Regions from separate parts of the Homo sapiens genome. Here region 2 is linked to region 1. Evidence: read pairs that join two places in POLR2A ChIA-PET (ENCODE). Cell type or tissue: HepG2. All regions are shown on one strand.

What was found. Peaks named below come from ENCODE experiments on the same cell type or tissue, not always from the same donor. Only the 100,000 strongest peaks of a DNase experiment are listed, where the experiment ranks them.
Region 2: POLR2A ChIA-PET joins it to region 1 with 5 read pairs; 1 of 35 experiments calls an interaction of 5 or more read pairs at or near these places.

The regions. Positions count from the first base shown.
Region 1 is chr1:32,141,802-32,144,301 of GRCh38, reverse strand. All of the region lies in intron 1 of KPNA6 (karyopherin subunit alpha 6), which reads right to left. Among named protein-coding and RNA genes, the nearest start is that of KPNA6, 35 kb to the right of the region's middle. In HepG2, no CTCF peak of the experiment used is centred here; a DNase peak (open chromatin) is centred at 1,381.
Region 2 is chr1:32,733,132-32,735,631 of GRCh38, reverse strand. No RefSeq gene overlaps it. Among named protein-coding and RNA genes, the nearest start is that of NHSL3, 7.4 kb to the left of the region's middle. RefSeq lists an enhancer at 1-446. In HepG2, no CTCF peak of the experiment used is centred here; a DNase peak (open chromatin) is centred at 1,531.

The DNA of each region.
Region 1 (2,500 bases):
CCATCTATTCCACCTGGGACATGAATCATCCCTTTGTCCAGTATATCCACACTGTATACACTGCCAGTTAGTAGCAGATATTGCAGTGTTTGTGGTCAAGTCATCCTTATTTTACCTAATAATGGCCCCAAAGTGCAAAAGTGATGATGCTGGCATATTGTTATGTGTTCTATTTTATTATTATTGTTCTCAATCTCTTATTGTGCCTAATTTACAAATTAAACTTCATCATAGGTACGTATGTATAGGAAATAATATAGTATATAGGGTTTGGTACCATCTGTCGTTGCAGGTGTCCACTGGGGGTGTTGGAATATATTGCCTGTGGATAAGGCAAGGACTACTGCATATGGATACCATGGAATATCATTCAGCCAAAAAAGGAATGAAGGTCTAACACATGCTACAACATGATTGAACCTTGAAATTAATGTGCTAAGTGAAATAAGCAAGACACAAAATATTCCACTTACATGAGGTACCTAGAGTCAAACTCAGAAAGTAGATTAGAGGTTACCAGGTGCTAAGAGGAGAGGAAAATAGGGAGTTATCGCTTAGTGGGTACAGAATTTCTGTTAGGGGTAGTAAAATATTTGGAAATAGTGATGATGATGGTCACATAACATTGTAACTGTAATTAATGCCACTGTATTGTACACTTAAATTGAAAATTTTGTTACATATATTTTATCACTAATAATTTTTTTTTCTTTTCTTTTTTTTTTTTTTAAGACAGAATCTTGCTCTGTCACCCGGGCTGGAGTGCAGCAGTGCGATCTTGGCTCACTGCAACCTCCACCTCCCAGATTCAAGTGATTCTCCTCAAGTAGTGGGGATTACAGGCACCCACCACCATGCCCGGCTAATTTTTGTATTTTTAGTAGAGATGGAGTTTCTCCATGTTGCCCAGGCTGGAATAATTTTTTTTTTTAATCGGCATTGTAGCCTGGGCTCAGGCCTGTACTGCCAGCACTTTGGGAGGCCAAAGTGGGCAGACTGCTTGAGCCCAGGAGTTCAAGAGCAGCCTGAGCAATATGGTGAAACCACAATCTCTACAAAAAAATACCAAAATTAGCTGGGCATGGTGGCATGCACCTGTGGTCCCAGCTACTTGGGAGGCTGAGGCAGGAGGATTGCTTGAGCCCAGGAGGTTGAGGCTGCAAGTGAGCTGTGTCTGCACCTCTGCACTCCTTTTGAGGCCCGATTATCCCTGTGAGACTAACAGAGTAGACAACAGATTTCTGAAGGCAGCACTATGAACTGCTGTCCCCTATTACCTGACACATAGCTTTTCATGACTGAGCCTGGGCTGTCCTGGACGCTAGCCTCTCCTTCAAGCACAGCTGACAGTGAAGCTGGGAGGAGAGCCATGCTGAGCTTCTTTAGTCACCATGGTGACAAGAAACTATCACAAATATTTGCTTATGACTTCACTGGGGAAGCAGACAAGGGAGGTTAGATTGGAAGGAGGAACATCTGCACAAGCACATCTGGAATCTCAGGGATCCAGCACGCCAGCGGCTTTTTCCATTATGTACTCCCTTACTTGCTGTGGATGAATTTTTTAAAATTCACAATACAAATAAACTTTTCTAGCATCTGGCTGTCCTAGACTGTCTTTGGGTTTTCTTAGTCAAGGAACTCTCTCAAAGTGAATAGGTCTCTGAAGTCACACCTTTCATTTCTAGGGAATGTCTAATGTTGCCATGCACTTTCTAAGCTTTTAAAACCAAAGAGCTAGCAATGATAATACAAAATAGGTAGGGGCCTTAAAATGGCTGAATCATGTCTGTTCCTAATTCATATTATGAAGTCCTAAACCCCAATACCTCAAAACGCGTCTATATTTGAAGATAGAGTCCTTAAAGAGGTAATTAAGGTAAATAAGGTTATTGGGGTAGGCCCTAATCCAGTAACTGGTGTCCTTAAAACAAGAGAGGGAGAACAGCATGTGAACATGAAGACAGCTATATAGAAGCCAACAACAAACGGCTGAGAATAAAACAACCCTTCTGACAACTTTTTTTTTTTTTTTTTTTTTTTTTTGAGACAGGGTCTCGCTCTGTCACCCAGGCAGGAATGCAGGGACACAATCTCAGCTCCCTGCAACCTCTGTCTCCGGGGTTCAAGCGATCCTCCTGCCTCAGCCTCCTGAGTAGCTGGGATTACAGGTGCGGGCCAGCACGCCTGGCTAATTTTTTGCATTTTTAGTAGAGACGGTCTCACCATGTTGAGGCTGGTCTCAAACTCCGTGATCCGCCCGCCTTGGCTTCCCAAAGTGCTGGGATTACAGGCATGAGCCACTGCACCTGACCTCTTCTGACAACTTGATCTCAGACTTCTAGCCTCCAGAACTGTGAGAAAATACATTTCTGTTGTTTAAACCACCCAGTCTGTGGTTCTTTGTTATGGTGGCCCTCGCAAACTAATATAGGCCCTAATTACCTAATCTAAATAAGGCACCGACTCCTGCCAGTGTCTGATATCAAATTCAAGTTAA
Region 2 (2,500 bases), 590 kb before region 1:
TGCCTGTAATCCCAGCTACTCGGGAGGCTGAGGCAGGAGAATGGCTTGAACCCAGGAGGCGGAGGTTGCAGTGAGCCAAGATTGCACCACTGCACTCTAGCCTGGCGAGAGAGTGAGACTCCGCCTCAAAAAAAAAATTAGCATAGAACTCAACTATATGTGTGTACATGCTTTTCACTACTTTAGAAAATGTTTTGGGGACTGGGTGCAGTGACTCATGCCTGTAATCCCAGCATTTTGGGAGGCCGAGGCAGGAGGATCATGAGGTCCGGAGTTTGAGACCAGCCTGACCAATATGGTGAAACCCCATCTCTACTAAAAATACAAAAATTAGCCAGGCATGGTGGCATGCGCCTGTAATCCCAGGTATTCAGGAGGCTGAGGCAGGAGGATTGCTTGAACCGGGGAAGTGGAGGTTGCAGTGAGCTGAGATTGCACCACTGCACTCCAGCGTCGGTGACAGAGCGAGACTCTGTCTCAAAAAAATGTTTTTGGCCGGTGCAGTGGCTCACATCTATAATCCCACCACTTTGGGAGGCCAAGGCGGGCAGATCACCTGAGGTTGGGAGTTCAAAACCAGCCTGACCAACATGGGGAAACCCTGTCTCTACTAAAACTACAAAATTAACCGGGCATGATGGCACATGCCTATATTCCCAGCTACTCAGGAGGCTGAGGCAGGATAATCGCTTGAACCTGGGAGGCGGAGGTTGCAGTGAGCCGAGATCAAGCCATTGCACTCCAGCCTGGGCAACAAGAGCGAAACTCCGTCTCAAAAAAAAATGTTTTTATAAATATACAGTATACATAAAACATACATACATATGTATATTCTTTTTTTTTTTTTTTTTTTTTTTTTGAGACAGAGTCTTGCTCTGTCACCCAGGCTGGAGTGCAGTGGCGCGATCTCGGCTCACTGCAAGCTCCACCTCCCGGGTTCACCCCGTTCTCCTGCCTCATCCTCCCGAGTAGCTGGGACAACAGGCGCCCGCCACCACACCCGGCTAATTCTTTGTATTTTTAGTAGAGACGGGGTTTCACCGTGTTAGCTAGGATGGTCTCGATCTCCTGACCTCGTGATCCACCCGCCTCGGCCTCCCAAAGTGCTGGAATTACAGGAGTGAGCCACCGCGCCCGGCCTACATATGTATATTCTAAAGTAATTATTAAATCCTAGAATGAGAAAACTACGTGGGGCAAAAGAATCCCTACAGTTAACCTGGTTCTCATTATTTTGGTCTTGCCACTAACTTGCTAAGTGTGTACTTGGGCAACAAGACATTGCCCTCTCTGGGAACCAGTTTCCCCATTCTGAACATCCAGTTTTACCTAGGGAAGGAGTGTGTGTGGAGGTATTTGAGTATGTTGGGGTGTGGGGCTGCAGTGCACATATGCAGAAGCCTTATTAACTCATCCTCACCACCCACCCCATCCCAGCACTGGGCCCAAAGGGGGCCCTGCAAAACCACTGAACTGCCCAAGTTCGAAGGCGGAGGCGGGTTGCCATGGAGACACGTTTTGTTTCCCCAGCTGTCTGGCTGCATCTGACAAACACGACAAGCTCAGCCAGATGGACACTGACCTAGGCTGAGAGAGCAGGGATTTCCTGACCTCAAGATTCAGAGGTCTCTCTGCTCTCCAAAGAGAGGGGCTTGGTTCTTCTCAGAAACAGGAAAATGATCAATCTGGTCTGCCAGCTGGGAAGGCTACATGTCGGGGGCTGCTGGCTGGAGCCCCTCTCTAGGTGTTTGCAGACATGCACTCCACCAGTCCTCGGCAGCAAGCCCTGTGCCCAGGAGCAGGGCTACGAGTGAAACACCCACACTCAGGGCCTTCTGGAAGCAGGGGGAGGGATTGAAATGTGTGGGCAGAGCTCTCCGCCCACAGATAGGAGAACAACTGGATGTGGACTCTTAGAGACCCCAGCTCCCACCCCCACATCTACATAGATGTAGACACAAACACACTGAGACACAGACAGGTTGACAAACCTACCTACACACCACTTCACAGTGGCACATCCAAACATGTGGGTACATATACCAATATACAAGCCCAGATACACACTGCCACACCTAGATACCCTTAAACACTCAGATATGCTGAGGCAGACTGACATCTAAACACATATAAGCTGGCCACAGTGGCCCACGCCTGTAATCGCAACACTTTGGGGGGCTGAAGTGGGAGGACTGCTGGAGCTCGGCAGTTCGAGACTAGCCTGGGCAACATAGGAAGCTCCCCATCTCTACAAAAATTTAAAAATTATCTGGGCTGGGCACAGTGGCTCACGCCTGTAATCCCAGCTCTTTGGGAGGCTGAGGCAGGCGGATCACCTGCGGTCAGGAGTTTGAGACCAGCCTGGCTAACATGGTGAAACCCCATTTCTACTAAAAATACAAAAAATTAGCTGGATGTGGTGGGCACGTGCCTGTAGTCCCAGCTACTCGGGAGGCTGAGGCAGGAGAATCGCTTGAACCCAGGATGCGGAGGTTGCAGT